Linked DNA regions of Homo sapiens: all the other regions are linked to region 3. A link is an interaction called in ENCODE POLR2A ChIA-PET data of the cell type or tissue named here. Cell type or tissue: MCF 10A. All regions are shown on one strand.

Region 1 (8,000 bases), 76 kb before region 3:
GGCCGTCCATGGGAGAGGCTCGCCACAGGCGCTTCTGAATTCAGCGAATGAAGCGGGGCAGCGGGGCAGCCAGGCAGCCGCAAGCTCCTCCCAGCTCAAAGGCTGCAGGCTCAGCTTAGATTCCAGGCTGGGGAACCAGTCCTGTCATTCTTTGCCAACCCACTCTGGGGAGACTGTGGGCCCTGGCATTTGGCCTCCCTGGGCTGGGCCTGAGGCCCTGGCCCTCTGCCCACCCAGGAATCGAATGGCTCAACGAGGGCAGCCCTAGAAGGAAATGCAGCACCCATTCCTGCCTTTTCACATTGCTTTTTAAACTGTTAACTTTCTTTCTTTCTTTTTTTTGAGACGGAGTTTTGCTCTTGTTGCCCAGGCTGGAGCGCAATGGTGAGATCTCGGCTCACCACAACCTCCACCTCCCAGGTTCAAGCGATTTTCCTGCCTCAGCCTCCTGAGTAGCTGGGATTACAGGCATGCGCCACCGCACCTGGCTAATTTCGTATTTTTAGTAGAGATAGGGTTTCACCATGTTGGCTAGGCTGCTCTCAAACCCCTGACCTCAAGTGATCCGCCCGCCTCCGCTTCCCAAAGTGCTGGGATTACAGGCGTGAGCCACTGCACCCGTCCAATAGTAGTTTCTTTCTTTTCATTGCAGTTCAGTATTCCATTGTAGGAGTAGACCACAATGGGTCCATTCTACCACTGCTGGGCGCTGGGGTGGTTTCCAGGTTACAGGAAATAATAGCACTGCTGTCAACAGTCTTGCACGTGTCCTCTGATGCCCTTGTGCTTGCCTTGCAGTTGGAGAGGAAGCGCTGGGTCGAAGGGTGGAGGAATGTTCAGTCTTAGTAGATTCTACCAGTTCCCAAGAGTGGTTGAACCAACCTCACTCCCGCCAGGAGGCAGGAGCTTTCTCAATGCTCCACATTCTGCCAATCTCTCCCTGTCATTCTTTCTTTCCAGCTTCTGGCTTCAGGATTATTTCCTGAACTCCTCTAAGGAAAGCTTCTTTGTGGGAAGTTTAGGTTCTTGCCTGCAGTCATTTTAAATAGTTGGAGTCTCAGCTGCCCGAAGAGTCTTTTAAAATGTGAGATCCTTGCCCTGGGTGCGGTGGCCCACACCTGTAATCCCAGCATTTTGAGAGGCTGAGGTGGGCGAATAACTTGAAGCCAGGAGCTCAAGACCAGCCATGGCCAACATGGTGAAACCCCCGACTCTACTAAAAATACAAAAATTAGCCAGGCGTGGTGGCACACGCCTGTAATCCTAGCTACTCAGGAGGCTGAGGCACGAGAATCACTTAAATCTGAGAAGCAGAGATTGCAGTGAGCCGAGACTGTGCCACTGCACTCCAGCCTGGGTGACAGAGTGAGATACTCAGTCTCAAAAAAGAAAAAAAAAGTGAGATCCTCTTCCTTCCCTGCTTAGAGTTCTCCAGGGCTTCCCACAATTTTTTATGGTAAAACCCCAGCCTGCACCCCTGGCCATGGCTCCTGCCTGCCCCTCTCCTTTTTGCCCACCAGCGGCCCCTCTGTCACTGGCTCTAGTTCCACTGACCTTCTTTTGAGTCCTTAAACACAAACACACCAAACTCATTTCCGACTGTTTGCTGTGCACTGACTATTTCCTCTGCTGAGGAATGCCCTTCCCCAGGTCTTTGCATGGGACTCTTTCTTTTTTTTTGAGACAGGGTCTCGCTTTGTTACCCAGGCTGGAGTGCAGTGGGACAATCATTGCTCATTGCAACCTAGACCTCCCAGGCTCAAGCAATCCTCCCACCTCAGCCTCCTGAGTAGCTGGGACCACAAGCGCATGCCACCACACCAGGTTAATTTTAAAATCTTTTTGTAGACATCGAGTCTTGCTATTTTGCCCAGGCTGGTCTCAAACTCCTGGGCTCAAGTGATCCTCCTGCCTCAGTCTCCCAAAGTGTTGGGATTATAGGCATAAGCCACCATGCCCAGCGGGACTCCGTGACATACATACCATCTTGGTTCAACTGTCACCTCTCAGTGATGTTTTACCTGACATAAAGAAATTTGGGGGCTCGGTGCAGTGGCTCACGCCTGTAATCCCAGCACTTTGGGAGACTGAGGTGAGTGGGTCGCTTGAGCTTAGGAGTTTGAGACCAGCCTGGGCAACATGGTGAAACCCCATCTCTACAAAAAAAATACTAATAAATTAGCCGGGCGTGGTGGCTAACTTTTTTTTTTTTTTTTTACTGTGGAGTTTTGTTCTTGTCACCCAGGCTGGAGTGGTACAATGTCACGCTCTCAGCTCACTGCGACTTCCGCCTCTCGGGTTCAAGCGATTCTCCTGCCTCAGCCTCCTGAGTAGCTGGGATTACATGCGTGTGCCATCACGCCTGGCTAATTTTTGTATTTTTAGTACAGACGAGGTTTTGCCATGTTGACCAGTTTGGTCTTAAACTCCTGACCTCAGGTGATCTGTCAGCCTCAGCCTCCAAAGTGCTGGGATTACAGGCGTGAACCACAGCGCCTGGCAAAAACAGAAATTTGGAATAAACAAAAATATTATTTTTAAAGGTTACTGGTGTCTTCAATGGAAAACTAAGCATTATTTGGAGAAGAGGGTTCCTGCTGTCTAACTCCAGCCTTTCATCACCTTTGTGCTATCTTATGGTGCTCTAAGTCATAGAGAACCTATGGCAATGCAACCAATTCCTGCCTATGGACACGCAAATAAATTTCATGGGGGAGGTTCCATTGGCTTCCCTTCCCCACTGTGGAAGAAGCCAGTTTGGTGTCTATTTGCATCCTGATCTAGAAATGTATCTGTTCTTTCTTCTCCTTTGAACTGGTTGTAACCTCTGCCTGGTTCCCTCACTAATAATGAGTTAATAAAATCTTTAATACAGATTCATCATTTTATTTATTTATTTATTTATTGGAGATGGAGTCTTACTCTGTCATGCAGGCTGGAGTGCAGTGGCGTGATCTCATCTCACTGCAATCTCCGCCTACTGGGCTCAAGCAATTCTCTTGTCTCAGCCTCCCGAGTAGCTGGGATTACAGGCGCACGCCACCACGCCCGGGGAATTTTTGTATTTTAGTAGAGACGGGGTTTCACCATGTTGGCCAGGCTGGTCTTGAACTCCTGATCTCAGGTGATCTGCCCGCCTCGGCCTCCCAAAGTGCTGGGATTATAGGCACGAGATTCATCATTTAAAATCTTTTTGAGGCCAGGCATGGTGGCTCACACCTGTAATCCCAGCACTAGGGTCTCACTGTAGTCCTCCAGGCTGGAGTACAGTGGTGCAATCACTGCTCACTATAGCCTTGACTTCCCGGGCCCAGGTGATCCTCCCACCTCAGCCTCCTGAGTAGCTGAGACTACAGGCATGCGCCACCATGCCCAGCTAATGTTTTATAGTTTTAATAGAGACAGGGTTTCACCATGTTGCCCAGGCTGATCTTGAACTCCTGGGCTCAAGCCATCCCCCGCTGCCTCAGCATCCCAAAGTGTTGGGATTACAGCTGTGAGCCCTCGCACCCGGCCTAAAATCTATGTTGCCTTTTTTGAGGATGATCTTTTCACACTGACCTCCCCATCAGAGGTCCTCTCAGGCTCTCTGTATCTCACCACTCTGTTTCATTTTCTTCTGAGCCTGATTATTATCTGAGATTATTTTGTTCTTCTATTTCTTTACTTATGGGTTTTTTTTTTTTTTTCGTCTCTTGGCCATTGTGCATAGTAGGCACTCAAAAGAAATATAACGAGTGGGCGGGACGCGGTGGCTCACGCTTCTAATCCCAGCACTTTGGGAGGCCGAGGCGGGTGGATCACGAGGTCAGGAGTTTAAGACCAGCCTGGCCAAGATGGTGAAACCCCATCTCTACTAAAAATACAAAAATTAGCCGGGCGTGGTGGCATGTGCCTGTAATCCCAAGCTACCTGGGAGGCTGAGGCAGAGAACTGCTTAAACCGGGGAGGCGGAGGTTGCAGTGGGCGGAGGTTGCAGTGAGCTTAGATCGCGCCACTGCACTCCAGCCAGGGTGACGGAGCGAGACTCCGTCTCAGAAAAAAAAAAAAAAGAAATATAATGAGTGAATGAAGGTAGATGAGGCAGCAGCTGGGCGGTGCATGTCCCCACCCCCTTCCCTCCTCTCCCGCAGGGCCGTCTGGCTTGCCTGTGTTCAGCCCACGGTGTTCCCATGGAGCCTCTCCTTCAGGTCAGACACGGACAAGCCAAGCTCTGCAGCAGAAGTTTTAACAGGTGAATCAATCACACTTTTATGGTTGGCATCAGGCTTTGGATATTTCCCCAATGAGCAGACTGAGAACCAACCTGCTGGGTGACACTGGGCAACTTTGGAAGCGAGAAAGCCTTCCAAAGCCTTCACCAAAGCGTGGATTTCAGGCTGTCATTCTCCCAACAAGGAAGCGGCATTCCTGCAGGCCGAGTGCTGGAGCTCACGTGGCTAGCTGGGCCTGGCATCCTCTGACTCAGAGCTCGGTGCTTGTTTCAATAATTAAAACCAGCACAGGGAGCGTGTGTCGTGTGCCGGGCCTGTCTTGGGGGATTTGTGTCTATTAACTCATTCTAACAAGACTTTTAGATGATGACGCGAAGTCCAGAGGAGTGAGTGACTTGTCTAAGGTCCCATAGCAATGAGTAGCAGAGCCAGGATTTCACCCTCCAGAGCCCCTGCACTTAGCCACCCCGCAAACAGATGACACTGTGGGAGTAACATGTCTTTGTTGAGCGCTTACTCTGGGCTTGGCCCTGTGCTGAGGGTTCACATGCATCATCTCATTTCATTTCCTTTTTTTTTTTTTTTCTGAGACAGAGTCTCGCTTTGTTGCCCAGGCTGTAGTGCAGTGGTGTGATCTCAGCTCACTGCAATCTCCACCTCCCAGGTTCCAGTGATTCTCCAGCCTCAGCCTCCTGAGTGGCTGGGACTACAGGTGTGCACCACCACACCTGGCTAATTTTTGTGTTTTTTTTTTTTTTTTTTTTTTTTCTGAGACAGAGCTTAGCTCTTGTCGCCCAGGCTGGAGTGCAGTGGCACAACTTCGGCTCACCACAACCTCTGCTCCCGGGTTGAAGCGATTCTCCTGCCTCAGCCTCCCGAGTAGCTGGGATTATAGGCATGAGCCACCACGCCTGGCTAATTTTTGCATTTTTAGTAGAGACGGGGTTTCGCCATGTTAGCCAGGCTGGCCTCGAACTCCTGACCTTGTGATCCACCCGCCTCGGCCTACCAGAGTGCTGGGATTACAGGCATGAGCCACCGCGCCCGGCCCAATTTTTGTATTTTTAGTAGAGGCGGGGTTTCATCATGTTGGCCAGGCTGATCTTGAACTCTTGACCTCCAGTGATCTGCCTGCCTTTGCTTCCCAAAGTGCTGGGATGACAGGCGTGAGCCACCATGCCCAGCCCTCATTTCATCTTCTTGATGTCAGTGAAGGGGGGGCTATTTTTGTGCTACAAGGTTCAAGAGTCTCCAACACTATCTTCACTATTGACAGCAACTTCAAGTTCAAGGGAGCCCAATACCACCTTCAGGTTTGATAATTTACCAGAAGGACCCATAGAGCTCAGAAAAGCTGTGTTACTTATGGTTAAATGCCATGGGTTAAAATCAGCCAAGGGAAGAGGTGTACGGGGTGCAGTACAGGAGATACCCAGGGGCAAACTTCTGTTACGGGATCTCTGGGGTGTCATTTTTCTGGCCGGAAACCTCTGTGGCCGCTGGCACCTTTGCCTGAGTTCTTGGAGTTCTTGTCCTGTGTCCAGGAAGAATGAGGTACACAGACAAGTGAAGAGTGAAGAAGGGGAAGAGTTTTATTTAGCGTTAGAACAGCTCAGAGGAGTGGGTAGCTCCTCTCTGTAGGCAGGTCTTCCCACGGAGTGTTCAGCTCTCAGCAGAGAGGAGGCCCTGGAGAGGGTGGCTTCTCTCCACAGGCAAGTCTTTCGGACGTCTCTGCAGGTCTCTGCAGCTGTCAGCAGAGCGGTTAGCTTTTCTCTGCCCACTGGTCGTCCCACCCTCTACTGCTCTCAGCAGAGAGGGTACTCAACTCATCCCATCGCCTCTCTGCGCTCGTCTTCCTGTGGCCGTCCTCTGCCTGACTTTGGCTGTGCCCTGGGCTTTTATGGACCTCAAAGGGGAGAAAGTGTGTGCTGATTGGTCCATGGGCAGCTATGGGCCAGCCAGAAAGAGGCACCACGAGTCCCTACTCCAGTCCAGGGGACTGGCAGCCCGGCCCGCAGCCCTGGCCCTCCCTGGCCCACAGGTGGGGCCTTACTGGGGACCTGCCCCATTCCACCCAGGAATCAATCAGCCTCCCACTGCCATTCATGGCTCACAGGCTTGGCCCCAAACCCCCTAAGAGCTCTGAGCAGGCCCCTAGAGTGGAGAGAGGCCAGGCAGCAGAAGACACCCCTGAGCTTGCAGAGACTTGGTGGGGGGGGTCCTTCCTGGGGTCCCCGAGGGTGCAGGCTGCAGAGACACCCAGCTCCTGGGCCTGGGAAGGCAGCTGCCGCTGCACCCGGGAAGGCAGATCCTGCCTGCTCCTAGCCCTCCCCCAAGAGCACAAGGAGGCTCCGATCCACAGCTGCAGTTTGGGCAGCTGTAGCCCCATCCAGGAGGGTGGGGCTCCTGCCTGCTCCACAGAGCAGGAGGCCTGGATCTGCAGCTGCGGTTTGGGAGGTTGCCGAGGCACCCAAGGAGTTCCCGTCCCAACTCAGAAGGGGCGGGGCTCCCACCAGCTCCATAGAGTGTTCGACCCCAGCCACACCTCCCTGCTGCAGCCAGTGTGATGGCAGCAGCCACTGCCACCACTTCTAGGTGCCCTTTCCTCGTGGGGTTGTACAGACGGGGCCAGCTTCTCTCAGCAGCGATGAGTGACAATACATACAGAGTATGCAGACCTGAGAAGAGCTCCTGAGCCTTCCTATCCAGAGGGTTTACTGGAGGTCAGTTGCATAGCCATGGCTGACTACCCACGTGGCTGACTTTAGTCTTTTTAAAATTTTTATTTTGTTTTTAATTTTTTGAGACAGAATCTCGCTCTGCCATCCAGGCTGGAGTGCAGTGGTATGATCTCTGCCCACTGCAGCCTCCACCTCCCAGGTTCAAGCGATGCTCCTGCCTCAGCTTCCCGAGTAGCTGGGATTACAGGCACCCGCAACCACGCCCAGCTAATTTTTGTATTTTTAGTAGAGACGGGGTTTCACCATGTTGGCCAAGCTGGTCTCGAACTCTTCACCTCAAGTGATCTGCCCACTTCGGCATCCCAGAGTGTTGGGATTACAGGCGTGAGCCACTGCACCTGGCCTGACTTTAGTCTTGAGCCCCTCCAGAGGCTGAACTGATTACCACATGGTCCAAGGCCACCAGCATTAATCACGTTTTCAGCAAAGGCTATACGGCAAGGCCCAATGCCCCAGGTAAACAGACACTCTTTTTTTTTTTATTTTAAATTTTTACTTATTTATTTTAGAGATGGGGGGGGCATCTCGCTATGTTGCCCAGGCTGGTCTTGAACTCCTAGACTCGAGTGATCCTCCTGCCTCAGCCTCCCAAAGTGCTGGGATTACAGGCATGAGCCACCACACCCAGCCACAGAGACACTCTTAACAGGCAAAACATTCCAAGGGCTTAGAATTTACTTCCCAGTTGCTTTCACCCAGGAGGGGCAAAGGGCCAATTCTTTGGACCCAAGTTAATTATTTACTGCACATGTGCCCATTTTGCAGAAAAGGAAATGGGGTCTTGGAGAGATTAAATGACTCGCCCCAGGTCACATAGGTTGATCCAGGGTCTAAGCCCTGATCATCCAACTCCAGGGCCCAGGTGCCTTGTGTTCTTCCTGGTGGCTTAAATGTCTCTGTTGAGAGAGAAATTAGCCCGACAATATTATTCCATATTCCCATTTCTTCAGTTGTAGAATAATTCTAGAGTGTGTGTGTGTGTGTGTGTGTGTGTGTGTGTGTGTGTGTGTGTGTATTTCAGAGACAGGGTCTTGCTAGGTTGCCC
Region 2 (8,000 bases), 110 kb after region 3:
GAGGGGGTGGCGGGGTAGGGGAGAAGAGAGGGAGGTGCCAGGCGCGAGCACAGGACTTTGCAAATAGGGTGGGGGCGCCCCACGCGCTGTGGGCTCCCGGGGGGGCAGGTGATCTCCAATACCGGGTAATCACTCCTTCCCCTTAAACCCCCACCCCACCCCACCCCCCAGCAGCAGAGGGGTCGTGCGCTCTCCAGGGCAGAGAAGGAGGCGGGGTGAGGGGTGCCTGGGGTGACTTTGCAAGACTTTGCCCATGGGAAGGGGTGGGTGGGGAACCCCTCCAGCCGGCTCTTGTGCCCGGATACCGGGTGTAGGTGCTGCCAGCAGAGGTAGGCAGTGTTCGCTTAGGCGCGGGGTGCCAAAGGGTATCCCCCATAGGAAATCGAAGGCAAGAGATTTCTTAGATGGGGGGAGCGGCGCCCCCTTTTTCATCTGTGCCTGGGAAGTTTATCTCAAGTGCGCTGCTCCAGGCGCGGCAAGTGGCGTTCCTCACTCCCTTCCCCACCCCACCCCCTGCCTCCCCAGCTGAAGGGCTGGCAACACAGGGCACGGGGAGCCGGGGCATCGGCCCAGAGCTGCCCGGCTGTCGGCTGGAGCCCGCCTGGGTCCCGGGGAAAGTTCGGGCGAGTTGTTGCCGGCTGTTGTGTGCGCCAGAAGAGAAGTTGCGCCCGGGGACGTGGGACGCTGGGCTGGCGGGCTAGCGGGCTGGTAGAGTGGTGCGCTCCGGGGGGGCTCTGCAGCGTGGGAGAGGGTCGGTCGGGGTCTGTTCCCCCAGGGTGGGCTGAGGGTGACCTCGGAGCTCAACAATTGGGGAGGAGGAGCCCTGAATCCAAGGGCACAGGGCTGAAATAGGCACCTGGTGAAGGACAGAGAAAAAAGTAGTTTGTGGGGGCGCAGGGAACACCAAAGGGAGAGAGCCGGTTTCCCGGTCACTTAGGGTCCGGCTTAACGGCAAAGGAGAGCGTGGTGACTGACGGAGGAGCGTCGGGGAGCGGGGATCCAGGGGGCGCGCGGGAATGGGGGATCGGGCCAGACCGAGTCAGGGATCTCCCGGGGCAGGGGGCCGATTCGTGCGCCCGGGGTGAGCCGGACGGGCGGAGCGGCGGCCGGTTTATTTTTACTCGGTGGCATTTGCAGAATGTGCAGCTGATGGCCGTCGGCCGCCAGGAAGTTTTGCTTTCTGTTCTTTCTCTCTCTTTCCGAAGCCAGCACTGCCGGGAGCTGGCGGGCCGGGCAGCCGGGTCTGGAAGGGGAGGGGGCGGCCGCCGGGGTGGCGAGGTGCGGGCAGAGGCGCGCTGGGGCCGCTGGCGGGGGCTGGCCGGGCGCGGGCGGGCGGGCGGTTGCTGGGCCGCTGCGGAGCGTTTGGGCGAATGTCTGTCCCCGGCGCTGGAAGCTCCTCCGCGAAGGGAACAGGTGTATGCGCCGTCAATCACGGCTGGAGGGACACTTTGGGGGCGTAGATTAAGATAATAATAATAGATTTTTCTCTAAGGGGTGGGCGCAGATTCTTCTTCCAAGTCATCCCCGACCCGGGTCCGGAGTTGGGGGAGGCTAGTGGAGCGCTGAGGGAGGCAGGGGACCCCCTCTTCCTCCACACAAGTTCCTCTGCCCCAGCTTCAGCTTGGAAAGCCGGCTCTGGGCGCGGCGAGGACCTCCTTCCAGCCACGCTGGCTACGGTGCGGGTGCGGGTGCGTGCCCACCGGAAAAGCGGCAGTAGCGCCTCTCCTGAGTATGGAGCTCCCCCAAACCTGGATCACTGGGCCACGGGGCGGAGTGTGCGTTTCTGACCGAGTGGAGTGTGGGGGTGCGGCCCTCATTGTGCGTAGTTGTCCCGCCGACACCCGGTACACTCAGGGGGTGGCGAGGGGGAAAAGGCCCTGGTAGTCGCGGGGCAAAGTTAGTAAATTTAGGACGTCTCCGAGCTGGTACAGGCGCGCGGTGAGAGCGCACGAGGGGACTGGAAAACAGATCGCCGGATAATCTTGGTGTCCCCCCGCCCAACCCACGACGCGCGCGCGCGCGCACACACACACACACACACACACGCATACACATACAAACACGCACACACACGCGCACACACACACGTCGCCGTCCTAAAGGGAGCTGTCCCGGCTGAGCAGGAGCAGCTGCGCCGGGCATGGGGAGGGGGGTAGTTGTTCCCCGGGGGCTGAGCCGGGGCTGCGCTCCACGTGCCCGGAGGGGGCGCTGGGCCGTTCGGCGCCCGAGCGCAAAGCGCCGGGTTTGCGTCCTGGTGGCGACCAGGCGGTGCGTCCCGGGCGGGCGTCGCGACCTGCGCAATCTCCGGCCGCCCGCGCCACTCCCCCGACCCCCAGCCGCTTTCCCACTTCCCAAACTTCGGTTTTTAGGGTGTGCCCCTCGCGGGAGCTCCTGGACCCTCTTCAGGGCAGAGTGGAGAACTTCTCCTTTCCAGGAGGTAGCCACCATCTCTGTCCCCAGAGTCCGGCGAATTGGAGAGATCGCCGCCCCGCCCCCCCGCCACCCACCCCCTTCTTGTTAGCCACCTTAGAGGCGGTTAAGGAGAGTTTATGGGGAATATTGTTGAACTTCAGTAATCAGGTTTCCAGCGATCTTATGCCTCCTGTTTAATTTATTAGACTAGTTATTTATTCTGTTGATGATAATCTGTTGCTGGTTTCTATGGAGATGTTAAACTGATCTCTTTCAGAAATCAAACTCCATATGCACTAAAACGTTTAAAGGGGCAGTGCCTTCCTCTTTTTTTCCCCTTGCCTTGTTTGTTTGTTTTTTAGACTTTGCACCTTGCCGAGACTTGGAGTCTTGCTCTGAGTCTCGGCGCATTTTATTTCCTTCTTACGAAGGAGAGGAGCCCAGCCCGGGAGCCTTACGCTTTGTGGCAAGTACAGCTTATTATGGCTAGAAGAAAGCGAAGGCTTTGATCTCTAAGTTGCATCATCATTTAAAACAGATCATTTCACCACCACCCCCTTCCTCCCCCCATCATATAAGAGCAAAATTCTTTCAAGATCAAAGAGTCCAATCTTTTAAAAAAGCTATTGTTTAAAAAAATAAGAAAGTCAGTTAAATATGAAACTCCCTTTTATATCTGCTCCCCTTATGTTTAAATAATTTTTTAATAAGAAAAACAAAACTTGTAGCTCAGCTAATTTTTTTCACACTTATTAATAGTTTATCTTGCCCCCCACCCCTTTTTAATTTAAAAGAAGTTCAAAGTTAGATTTCTCTGCCTGTGGGGGTTGAGGTATATTTGCTCCTCTTTTAGATCCTGACCATCTGTTTTAGGAAAATTAGCCTCTGGGAAGAGGGGAAAAGGAGTTTTTAGTCAAACTTACTGGAGTGCTTTATTTATTTATTTATTTTTTGGGGAAAATTGTCACCCAAATATTTTAAAGTTCAATTTTGCCTGCTTTTTGGGAGAATATCGATAACCTCTGTCTGGTATGTGAGAGTACATCAACTTTTTCTCCTTTTCTTCTCTGCCCAGGTATTTTTCTGTAGATTTGTGACTGGTTGGGGGTGGGGGTGGGGGCGTGGGGAGGCGGTGCAGTGAATTAAGAAAGGAAGACAGAAAAAAATTATCTTGTTTTGTGACACTGAAAAATTGCAAACTGACTCTGACTCAGATATTTATCACGCTGACAGATATGATACAAAGCGATTGCATTTCCTAATGATCCTTTGGGACTAAGTTGTAGGTAGAACCATTTAATGCATTTTTAATATTAAAGTAAGGCAGGGGTTGCATTTTCTTGGAGGTAGGGGGAGTGAATGTTCTTCCATAGAGATGGTGCTTTCTGAATATACTGCTTTACTTTTTCAACTGGACACCCCCCCCAACCCCACCCCTCCACATTTCCATTTACTTTGTGTGCGGGGCCGGGGGGGGGGGGGCGGGGGGGAGGGGTAAGCCATGTACAGAGCATTTGGCTTTCATAAATAAATTTATATCTGGCCAGAAGGTTCAATGCTAAATAAGAGCACACTTAAAAAAAAAAAAAACTGACTCCACCCCTGCTATAGGAAATAAAACAGGCAATACTTGAGTTTTTTTTTTTTTCTTTCTTTCTGCCACCCTGGTTCTCTTTTATATTATTTTATATTGGAGGGAGGGAGGTAGAGTGGTTGTTGCTGCTCAGCTCAGAGGCGAGAGGAACCATTCCTATTATTTCCCTCTTTGCTATATTTTTAAAATTTGTTTGATTTGGATTGCAAACAGAACAGAGGCTTACGAGTAGAAAAGAGCACTGTGGCTTTAAACTCAGGAGTTTGCATATTCTCCTTGTATCTTTCCCCTTTGCTAATTATTGTGTTGTTTTCAGAGCAAATATGTCATATCCATGGCGACCGGGCAGGTTTATTGTCTTTCTGAAGCAATAGCTCACATAAGTAATTAATGACTTTCTTTTTTTTCCTCTGGCTTAGGTTAAACAGATCATTCAAGGAAAGTCATCTCTCTCTTCTCTCTCTCTCTCTCCCCCTCTTTTTCTCTCTCTCTTTTTTTAGCCCAGTGACATAAGAACATGAGTAGAACAAGAAAATACTTTAACCAAGAAGTCAACAGCTTATTTTCCCCCATTTCTTTTCAAGGCTGAAGTGTCAGCTTTCAGACATATGAGGCTGTCATTCTCGCAGCCCTCAGCAGTGCAGTCCACGCCTGGGCTGGAAACCCACTGAAAGGTTGTGTAGTTTGGAGACAAGGGAGGTGTTAGCATGACGGGGGGAGGAACCTGGAGGAATTTGCTTTTGAGGTTGGGGGAAGCACTCCAAAATAAGTATTTCTCCTGTATTTAGCAGAATTTAATTAAATTGTTTACAGGAAAGAATTAATGAGTTGGTAGTAATGTGTTTTCCCACCTCCCTTCTTTTTCCCAGTCTAGTTAATTGGAAAGACTAAGTTTTTCTTTTTGCTTCACCTTCAGCTTCCGCTTTCTCCGACCTTTGTCTCAAGTGCTTTTTCCAGGAAAAGTAGCTTTTGGAATCCCCACTGGTTAATATTTCCAGAAGTATAGTGGGGTTTTTGTTTTTGTTTTGCTTTTCCCCTTAGACCTACAACTCAGAGCTGGTTTCTTCTTCTCGGGAATCAACAGCTCTGATGATTGACTAACACTTGGATTTTTCAACTTTTTTTTTTTTTTTTGATGGGAAGAGGGTCTCTTCGGATGTAAAATTATATAGATGGCACATCTCCCCTTCTGCATCTCGTGGCAGTATTAGGGAAGGTAGAAGCAAATTTTTTCTTTTTTAAAAAAAAAATCACCTTTTATGATCTACCCTTTACAAATGGACCTTTGCTAATAAGATTCCTCATGATGTCCCCCCCCAAACTTTAGAATGTGCTAGATGTCCTACTAATATTCTCCAGGGCTCGCTCGCCCCCTCTTATAGACATACATTAAGTACATTTATACCATCCTCTCCCCCTTTTTAAAATGTCAGGCATAGCCAAGGTTTTTGTGTGTGTCCTTACAAGGGGGGAACGAGATAAAGAGAGAAGCATTTATGTTGTACTCACACACAATTAAAAAGAATATTCTCCCCACCATCTGAACGAAGTTCAAAAAGGCTGTGAGTCCACGGAATGAATCTTTAGGCTTTTGGCATTGAAAATAAAAATATAAAGAAGAGAGATTTATTTGGTATCTTGTTTCTGAAGAGGAGAAGAGAAGGCCGAGCCAGTCTGATGCTGAGACTCCAGCGGAGTTGTAATTGAGCCCGTAACCTCTTGATGTCTATATCAGAAAAACAGACATGAGCAGAGGGAACCGAAGAGAGGCAAACAAGCCTGGTAGAGGAGAGGGAGCTCAGGGGGAGATTCACGGAGAGAGGAGAGAGATTTAATTTATAGACATTTTAAAAACCGTAATTTCATTAGGATCTGTTCTTCCCTTTCTCTGAAGGGCAGCCCGGCAGACCGATAAGGCCGGTCCCTGTGCCCGGGATACGTGGCGTGGTTGGGAGGGTGCAGGCTGGAAGCATCATTGCCAGCACCCCGTGTTGGTTTCTTCTCTGTCCACTTTCTACTGGCTTTCTTATTTTGAAATTAAAAAGTCCCAGATGGCCAGAAGTCAGCCGTGGTTCTGGCTGCCTGGTGATCTCTCCTCTGGCTGCCACGCCGCTCTGCGAGTGGGTCTGTCTTCTGCCTGGGCGGTGGCATCTGCGTGGCTCCCTTTGGTTGCAGGGCTGCCTGGTGTGCCAGCAGCAGGAGGCCACTGGGGGAGGGGGGCACCCCCACCTCGGGCCCCCTTGAGTTCACCAAGTTAAGTTGCTGTGGCTCTGAGGCCACAGCTTGGGGAAAAAAAGCTAAAGCCTGTCGTAAATTCTGCAAAAATTAATCAAGCGTTTAAGAGCTGCACGTTAACGAGGTTTTGCAGGCAAGCTGGGCCCTTCTCCTGTTCCCCCTGTTCAAAGTCCGGCAGAGTGAGGGGTGGCCTGGACAGTGTGAAGGGAAGGGGGAGTTTTTTTTTCTTACTTGGAATAATTGAGGACAACCAGGGAGAAGGAAGAAGAGAGATGGGTTTATTGAATAGAAATTCTCAAGTGCCCTTCTTCCATATTGTTGGAAATTTTTTCCCTTTTGGTCTGGATTTGTCCTATGTGTCTTTGGTGGAAAAGACACGTAGAGAAAGAGAGTGAAGGTGCGGGGAGAGAGAGAGAGAAAGAGAGAGAGAGGAGGATAGAGAGAGAGAGAGAGAGACAGGGACGTGTCGCTCCTTCGGAACTCATTATCATTCTTAATAAGTCTTAAGGAATAAGGAAGCGCATTGAGTGTAAATGCTGGGTAATCCTAACACTTCTCAAGGTGAGAGGAGTCTTGAGGACACAGAGAAAAGAGCCAGCAGAGGAGGGGGTGCGGGGGGCAGGCAGAGGCCCTGGGGAAGTGGCAGGCCCAGGGTTTGGGAGGCTCAGCAGGAGGCCTGGAGGCTGGGGTGGGGGGACCCCAAGATGTCCCAGGTGGGATGGGTTGTCTGAGATGACCCAGGGGATCTCAAAGATAGGGGGCTTTGCTAGGAGCAAGGAGCAGGGGTGATGGGAACAGCCCTGTCTTGGGTGGGGGGTGTGGGCAGGGGCCACAGGGTATTTGCTTTCTCCTGGGCGCCATGTCCCCAAACAGCTTGGCTCCTGACCCCTGGCCTCAAGTCCCTGGAGAAGGCCCAGGTGGGGGTAGGGTTAGAGGAGGCTTGTCCCACCCCACGCTCCCCCTTACTGTCCCCTTGGGCTCCCCTGCAGTGGCCACTGTGAGAAGCAGGAGGGACAGAGTGGTGGCTAGAGCTCAGCTCTGGACACTAGGTGGCTTAGAGGATCTGCGAGGTTCTGCAGAGCGGCAGCGGCTGCTGGCTTCCCCTCTGTCCCCACTGGTGGGCTCCTCTGTGCGATGCCTCTGCTGGCTGGGCAGGAAGCCCTGGCACACAGGAGGGAGGGCGCTGGCCCAGGGCATGGCACAGCTCCCGGGCCAGCCCTGCCAGTGACCAGCTTCCAGGCAAAGCAAGGATGAGGCCGGGGCAGCTCCCGGGTGAGGAGGCAGCGGTCAGGGACACTTGCTGCCAAGACGACTGGAGTCCTGCCTGTGGTCTCCGCCTGTTCCATCCTTGGCCACCTGGGTGTGAGGCACTGCTGAGCCTTGGTTTGACGGCGGGCAGTCTCTGGGCTGTGCTTCTTCCCTTCTTTTGAATCCATGTGCCCCCTTTGAGAATCCTCTTAATAAAAAAAATCTCGTAAGCATAAATGTTGCTTATACTTTGAGGGGTTTCGCAGATCTTATAAATGCAGTCTAAGGACCCTCTAGGGCCCCCTGCTCTGGTGGGCTTCTTTCCAATTCTCCAGGATGAGGCAGGGGGGCAGGAGGGAGGAGGCAAGATCGGTCCCCACCACTACTCCCACCTGCCTGCCTCTGCACTGGGAGAGGAGAGTGCTGTCAAACTGTCACCCAGGGGACCCCATAGGTGGATCGGGGCTAGCACTCAGGTTGCTCTGTGAGGAACCCCACCTGCTCAGGTAGC
Region 3 (8,000 bases):
CCCATTTTACAGATGAGAAAGCTGAGGCTCAAAGTGGGGAAGCCATTTGTCCAAGGTCACACAGCTACGAGGGGACAGTGTTGGGATTTGAACCCAGCTCATTCTAGAGCCAGTGTTCTCTTTGCCTGGCTCCATGCCTCGCTTGGAAGGTGCAGTTGGAGGTGGGGACAATGTTGCCTCTGAGCCTTGGCTTCTGGCCTGCTCCAGAGTGCAGTTCAGCTGTTCACATCGTAGGAGATGGGACCAACATCTGCCCATACAGGGAAGGGTCAGGGACTCAGCAGGGTTGGCTTCTGGAAAACCGTTTGGCCTCCAGACACTGGGGACTGGGGCTGCGGCAGAGGGAGTGGGGTCACTGACATGGATGCAGAGCTGTTCCTCTAGCCCTGCTGCCAAGGAAAACCTGAGTGTTGGACGACTGTGAGGATGCCCCTGGGGCCGCCCTGGAACAAATGGGGCAGGCAGCTGGCAGGAGCTGACGCCTGGCCTTCTGGGCAAGGCTTTCCACATTGGGCAAAAATGCCGGGACAGGACAGGGGCTCTACCTGGGGAGGGGAGGGCCACCAGAGGGGCTGGCTCCCCAGCTGTTTCATGCGCAAGGACAGCAGTAGGGGCCCAGCCATTCCAGGGATGTGGTCAGGTGTATAATGAGCAGAAGACAGCACCCGGCTTAGCACACTGTCACGGGGAGGAAATGACACAATGAGTGCCCGCCTAGCACGGTGCTGGCACACAAGGAGCTGTGATTACAGTGGCCCATCTGGGCCCAGCCTCAGGCTCCAGACCTCCAGTGAAGGGTGTTTTGTATTTTTTTCCTTCTGGCCTGCACTGCCTTGGTCCCTTTGGGTGGGTTTGGGGCTGTGGAGCTTTGGGCACCTTGGAACCTGGACTCTGACTGGGGGAAAGCGAGGCCCCCATCCCATCAGCTGGCTTTGCAACAGGGACACCCATGGGACTGTGTCAGCAGGCAGCAGGTTGCCTATCCCCAGACCAAGGGGGAGGCAGTTGAGGGGGCATGAAGGGCCCGAGTGCCAGACTTCATGGCTCAGCCTCCCCAGCAGCCCAGAGCTTCCTGTGTCCTGCTAAGGCCACTACTCATTCATTCGCTCATTCAGCAAATGCCTACTCCATACCAGACCCTGTTCTAGGCACAGAGATACACCAGTGAACAAAACACTATTTTCGGCTGGGGGCGGTGGCTCATGCCTGTAATCCCAGCACTTTGGGAGGCTGAGGTGGGAGGATCACTTGAGGCCAGGAGTTTGAGACCAGCCTGGCCAACATAGCAAAACCCTGTCTCTATTAAAAATGCAAAAATTAGCCAGGTGTGGTGGCTCACGCTTGTAATCCCAGCTATTTGGGAGGCTGAGGCGGGAAGATTGCTTGAACCTGGGAGGCAGAGGTTGCAGTGAACCGAGATCACGCTACTGCACTCCAGCCTGGGTGACAGAGTGAGATCCCGTCTCAGAAAAACAAACAAACAACAACAAAAAAACAAAAAACAAAACAAAACAAAAAGCCACTACTTTCAACAGAGGACAGAACCTCTGTCTCTTGCTCTGAACCCCCGGCCTCAGTTTCCTCACCTGTGATAAGAGGATTCACATGACCCATTTCATCTCCTGCCTAAATTGTTTCAATCTCGGAGGTGAAGGGGCACGGTGAACATAGTTCTTTTTCCCGGGAATGGGCCTGACAAGACACTCATGGATAGAATTCTTTTCTTCTGTCTGCCACTCTTCAAGGCTGTGGTTCCCAGATGGTGAGGGCAGGAACAGAGATGAAACAGAGTAAAATTTGGGAAAGTGGGAGCCACTGTGAGCCCTTGAGCCACAGTGGAGGCCTATCTGGGCTTCTGTGTTCCCAAAGTCCTGGGGAACGCGAGCTCTTTGAGAAGGGGGAGGGACAGGTGGGAGGGAGCCCAGCTGAGACCTCCAGGTAATTCCCGCACCCCAGATCCCCGTCCCCCCAGCCCGGTTGTGGGCCTGATTAGAGTTGGGATGGGAAGGAATGCATTTCCTTTGCCTTCATGGAAGCTACTGGCTGCCAGAAGGCACAGCCCAGAGCCTGAGACCTGTGGGACCCCCGTCTTCTGGACAGAAAGAGTTGCCAGGAAGAGAGAGTGCAGAGCTTGGGCAAGGTGTGGGCAGACGGCAGTCCTGGGTCCCGGGGTAGCCGCCCAGCCCCACAGACAGGATGTAGTAGGGAGAGCCAGAGCCTGCAAGGAGTCTCTTCACCTCCCACCCCTGCAATCCACTTCCCCTAAGATTGTCTCCCAGACTTCCCCCTCAGGAACCTCTCTGAGCTTTTAGATCCCTGGACCCCTCTCCAGTTCCCCTCCAGCCCACGCACTTGCGCCTACCTTCCCTTTTCCTGCAGGCCTCAATTTGCTCATCTGTCCAGTGGAGCTGCTCTAGCAGCATTCCTCCCACAGGGCTGTTGGGAGAACCTGAGGGATGGGAAGACAGGCCTGGGGAGCTGGAATTGGGGGAGAGCTCCTATTTGGGATCCTCAAGAGCCCCCGAAGGAGTCAGGTTCTGAGGCTGCTGACAGACCACTGGGGACACCCGCCATGCCCCGGTCCTCAGGCACGGAAGGGAGGGCCGGTGCCTCCTGAAGCCCTGTCACTCTGGATCCAGGGCCTGTTTTTTTCTGGAAAACAAGCGACATTCATCACGAGTGACAGCCAGGCCCTAATGCAATCTCGGCTGGAGCCATGAATTGCAAATGCGCCACAGGGAGGAGGCTGCTCCATCAGGGCCCCCAGGGAAGCCACATGCCTGGGCCCCAGGGGTGCTGGTCAGCGGTGGGGACACCTCACAGACCCGGCAGGGTCCAGGGCTCCCACAAGTCAACCTGGGCCAGACCCCACCACCTCGGGGTCCTTGGGTTCTCGGAGTGGGGTGGGGACCAGGCTCCAGCGTGGGCAGAAGCGGGAGGCGGTTCCTGGTGACTCAGAACTTGCTTTTGTCCCTCTGTGAGATTCACAGGGAAAAAACAAAGCACCGGGCAATTAACCGGAGCAAGTCGGGTGAGTGGGGAGGGACAGGCAGGCCCAGAGGCCCCCACTCTGACACCTCACCCACCTGGCAATTGGGAGGGCCCCACCCCGGGGTCAGGAGCACTCACGTGACCAGGGTGCCAGGGCCCCTGGGGGGCGGGGCCTGAGCTCTGCCCCTCACCCCAAATGGGCCCTGCCCCCTCACCCTCATCTGGCCTCCTTCCAGCTACCCACACACGTATGCCCTCTCCCTGCCGCCTCATCCTCCCATGCCTAGGGGCTCCGCTCCTTTCCAGGACCAGTGCCACTTCCACACTTGTGTGCCCGGAACTTCCGGCTCTGCACACACGTCTGTGCCGCTGCCCCCCACTCCCCAGCGTGTGCCCGGGCCTCACGTGTGTGCCCAACTTGCTGCCAGCCCAGCACTGAGTCAGGGCGTGCCTGCCCGCCTCTGGCACCCGGAGTAGACGAGTAGACGGGTGGGTTTGTTTTTCCCTGTGTGTTTTGGGTTCAGGAAAAAAAAATCCACAAACGAGCTCTCCCTAAGGCGCTTTTCCCTTCATTTTTCTGCCCAGGTGTCTCTAAAGGGAACTTCATTGTCTGTTTCAAATTCATTTGCACTTAACTCATCTAGAAGTTTTGCAAGAGCTGTTTGAAGTCCAAGGAGCCCTGAGCACCCTCTCCACCTCTCCCCACCCTTGTAATGAGCCCTTTAACCCTTAGAGACCCAGAGCTGCCTCTGGGCCTGAGTCAAAGGCTCTGCTGTCCCCTCCCCTCCTGCGCGTGGGAGCGAGCTTAGGACTGGGTAGGAGGCGGGAGTGGCATGGGGTGGGTGAGGCTCTGTCCAGCTTGCCCCCTCCTCTGGAACACACACCTACCTGGGCATCTCTCAGTGCCCCCCTCCACAGTGGCCTCAGGCTCCACTGGGTGCAGGGCCCAGCTGTTGGGGCTTTGAGCCTCCCCTACTAATTAATGGGTGCCTGCAAGGGCTGACCCAATCAGCCCCCAAATTAATCTCAATTATAGCGATTTGGTAACTGCAGCGCTAGCCAGCCTGATTGAGCCGGGATTTCATCACCTGAGAATGGTGAGCCGGAACCCAGACAGCTCAGCCTCGATGTTATTGGCAGGGGGCGGAATTGTGGGCGGGGGGAGCTGGGTGGGGCTCTGGGGCCCCGGGCAGCCCAGCCTTTATCACCACCATCAAATTATTTCATGCCAGCTAATACTCACATTGGCAGCCCGGCCTGCCATCCCCGCCACACACACCCCCGTCCCAGGTACTGGGGAAGGTGGAGGAGGCTCTGGGTGGATCTCGGGCTGCCTCTCCAGGTCCCCTGAGCTCACAGCCTGGAGGGGAGGCTGCTGAGCCCAGTGGAGCCCAGAGAGGTTAGGCTCTGGAACTCCAAAGTTGGGCAAAGGTCCACGCTCTAGACCCCGAGATCCAGCTGGGCTGCCTCCCCCAGGACTGCGAGGCCGGGAGGCAGACGTGGGCAGATGACTCTGGTGCGCTGGCAGTTCCCTGCGGTTTCCAAAGCCCTTTCCCATCCAGTAGCACTGGTTTGCTCCCTGCAACATCCCCACGGGGCAGGGCAGGGCTATTAACTCCATTTTACAGAGGGGGAGGTGGAGGCCCAGGGAAGAGGCAGGGCTTGCTCAACGTGTCAGTACAGGAGCCAGGGCTCTACCAGGCCGCAGGACTCCCAGTGCAGTGCTCTTCCCACGAGAACACATCAACTGGGAGATGTTCTCCTGCCCCCAACTTCAGCACCCCCACATCCCCATCACACACCCAGCGCCTCCTCTTCCTCCTCCTCCTCCCTGCGCTCTAACTGCCCCAACGTGTTGCCATTTGCTCATTCATTCAGGCAGCCCGACTTCTCCAAGACTCAGTTTCCTCATCTGCAAAATGGGGTGAAAATCATTACATCTGCTCCCCCACTGACCCCCCACAGGACCCTTCCTTCCTTCCTTCCTTTCTTCCTTCCTCCCTCCCTTCCTCCCTTTCTCTCTCTCTCTCTTTGAGACAGTCTTGCTCTTGTCACCCAGACCGGAGTGCAGTGATGCGATCTCAGTTCACTGCAACCTCTGCCTCCCGGATTCAGGGGATTCTCCTACCTCAGCCTCCTGAGTAGCTGTGATTACAGGCGTGTGCCATCGCGCATGGCTAATTTTTGTATTTTTAGTAGAGACAGGGTTTCACCATGTTGGCAAGTCTCATCTCAAAGTCCTGACCTCAAGTGATCCGCCCCCTCAGCCTCCCAAAGTGCTGGGATTACAGGTATGAGCCACCGCGCCCGGCCCCCTACAGGGTATTTTCTATGTCCTAAAGCCTTCTTTGAGTGTGAGGCTTCAATTATTGTTTTTACGAAGAGTCATGGTGGCAGCAGAGGGTACCAGAGACCTGGCAGCTCCTGGTCTGTTCCCCAGCCATGGGGCATGTTCATGTGGACAGAAGGAGAGCGGGAGGGCCGCCTCCCTGGGGTCAGGCAATGGCTCTCTATGGTGGAATCCAGGCAGCCGAGGCCAATTGAGGGAGGAAGTCTTTGGGACCCTTGCTCATCACCCTGGCCCACCCCCACCGCCAGTCAAGACCCCTGCATCATAACATTCCAGCTCCTGGAGGACTGTGAAGTCTTTGGTCACCTCCCCCTGAACCCACGAATGAATGAATCAGGTCATACATCCTGTGGAAGAGATGGAAGAGACACTTAACACAGCTCAAGCTACTTCCACACGCCCTCCTGCTACTTCCTTCCACCCTGGCCTCTGGGGGGCTCCTCTGTCTCCAAGGCCCTGTCTGCTGCACCCTTGGCAGTAGCCCCGGGGTAACTCCCACCACCCCGCCCTCTCAGCCCTGGGCCTGGTTGGCCAGCTGGGAAGGGGTCCAGAGGTCAGGATGGGATTCTCTCGGTAGTGCTTTGCCAGGCCCCCAGCATCACCAGTGAGCCGGGGCAGCACTCAAGAGCTGTCACCCTGCAAGGGAGCCAGGGCCCTGCGAGGCCTCCTGCCGGCCCCCACTTCCCGCAAACAGTGGCAGGATGATTGATTTTGCGGGAAGAGCAGCCCCAAGGGTGGGGGCGGGGAGCCGGGGCGCCAGGGGATCCTCACTCCATTTGCTTGTGGCTGTGAGTCAAGGCCAGGTCCCTCTGGGCAGGGTGTGAGGTGTTCCCCGCTGTGCCTGCTGTGGGAGGGCAGGGAGGGCCTTATGGGGCTTTCCTACAGCAGGTCCAGGGCCCTGGGGTCTGACAGCCCTTGAGGGGGCCCTCTGACCCCTGGGACTCCTGGTCACCCCGTTAGAGGATGTGGCTGGTGTGGCTCACCCCAGGGAACATGAGTCCTCCCTCACTTAGTCTGAATTCTGCAGCTGGGCTGGGGATGCGGAAGGGCAGGGAGAGGCTGTATCCTGGGCTGAGCTGGCCCCAGTCTGCCTGGGACTCCTGCCCTACGGCCAGGCCTGCCGAACTCCCTCGGGACCTGAGGGGGAAGGAGGGAGCTCTGAGCCATTCGAGAGTCATGGGTACATATGCCCAAAGACAGACAGACAGACACACACACACACACACACACACACACTCGCCAGGATTCACAGGTCTCAGGGTCAGGTCCTCAAGGCCTCATACCCACAAACATGAGCACCTCACACAGGGCCATGGTGTCCTGGAAACGCGCTAATATGAGTGGACTCCAAGCAAACCCCGCTCCATGCGGCTGCCCCAGCAGTGGACACAAAGACAGCGACACCTTCAACAACAGGGAAGGAGGGTTTTCTTGTCTCCTGTTCCTATTGGAGAGACAGGCAAACTGAAACCCAAGAAGAGAAAATGATTCAGACCCTGGGTGAGTTGGCAGCAGTGAGCAAGTCCCAAGAGGTCACCTGGATTCAGGATGCTCCGGAAAAACAGGCCAGAGCCCTCTCCGTTTGTCACATTTTTCCCCAAGCTTTTGGGCCTGGCACAGGTGCGTGTGTAGTGGTGGTGGAGGCGTGGGGGGTGGGGAAGCAGCTTTTTCTAGCATTGCCCGAGAAGGGGATGACTTCCGCCTGGATTGAGAATCATGGAGGACTTCTTGGAGGAAGGGATGGCAGGTGTTCTTCATGAGGGAGGAGGAGGAGGCAAGCAGGAATTTGGGGGCGGGACCCTGGGAAAGTTTGGGGAAGCTGGGTGTCTTGACTTGGGTGAAGGGAGGGAGGCAGCCTCCAGGAGCAGAGGGCAGCTTGAAGGGGGTCGTGGGGGTGGGTTTCCCAGTGAAATGCTTGTGGTGTGTCTGCAGTGTGTCCAGGCTGCGCCCAGTGCTACATGAGACCCAGGGGAAGTCCCCACAACCAGCCTCGCCTCCAGGGACCTTGCAAGTCAGCTGGGAGGACAGAATACCCCCCTAGTCATGCAGAAAAACATCCAAATACCATAATGAAATCATGATGAGGGGCACCAGTAACCACCCAACCCAAGCTCAGTCAATGCCACTGGAGCTCAAGAGAGTGAGGGAGGCTCAGGCTGCCGGGGAGGGTTGGGTGGGGGTCAGTGCAGAGGAAGGACACCCCAGGTGGGCAGAGGCTTGCAGAGGGGACCCAAAGAGACTGATGCAGGCCCGCATTCCAGATTCTGTCTGGGGAAACCTGGAGAGACCCCAGCAGCCCTCAGAGGCCCACCAGTACAGATGGCATCCAAGCACCCCCAGCCCCACTGGGTACCCAGGATTCACCACGAGCTGCTCTGTTTCCTTTCCCGCCACATCCAGGAAACGCTGTTGACTGAGCCATGATAGGTGCGACTGTAAAGGCTCTGAGAAGGCCTGTGGAGGTGAAACTGCTTGGTCTCTGTCTTTTTTGGTTTAGATATTATTAGTTTCTTATAGAAGAGACATACAAATTATTTACATGGTGTAACTTTCAGAACTGCAGTGGAGTGGCAGTTTCATATGATGCCATTTCAATAAGCGATTAATTTCAGTCCACATACATCCTAAGAATGTCATCATCTCTAGATAAGAAATAGTT

Evidence for each region. Peaks named below come from ENCODE experiments on the same cell type or tissue, not always from the same donor. Only the 100,000 strongest peaks of a DNase experiment are listed, where the experiment ranks them.
Region 1: POLR2A ChIA-PET joins it to region 3 with 11 read pairs; 3 of 35 experiments call an interaction of 5 or more read pairs at or near these places.
Region 2: POLR2A ChIA-PET joins it to region 3 with 14 read pairs; 3 of 35 experiments call an interaction of 5 or more read pairs at or near these places.

Annotation. Positions count from the first base shown.
Region 1 is chr1:10,972,390-10,980,389 of GRCh38, reverse strand. CIROZ (ciliated left-right organizer protein containing ZP-N domains) reads left to right here. Exons shown (of 13, transcript NM_001170754.2): 2 at 4,134-4,234. Among named protein-coding and RNA genes, the nearest start is that of CIROZ, 5.7 kb to the left of the region's middle. In MCF 10A, no CTCF peak of the experiment used is centred here; DNase peaks (open chromatin) are centred at 119, 4,449 and 6,669.
Region 2 is chr1:10,788,222-10,796,221 of GRCh38, reverse strand. The region is part of intron 1 of CASZ1 (castor zinc finger 1); the gene reads left to right. Among named protein-coding and RNA genes, the nearest start is that of CASZ1, 4.4 kb to the left of the region's middle. RefSeq lists an enhancer at 4,106-4,709. In MCF 10A, CTCF peaks have their summits at 2,122 and 2,322; no DNase peak of the experiment used is centred here.
Region 3 is chr1:10,896,597-10,904,596 of GRCh38, reverse strand. No RefSeq gene overlaps it. Among named protein-coding and RNA genes, the nearest start is that of CIROZ, 81 kb to the left of the region's middle. In MCF 10A, no CTCF peak of the experiment used is centred here; DNase peaks (open chromatin) are centred at 3,016, 3,606, 4,156, 4,526 and 1 weaker place.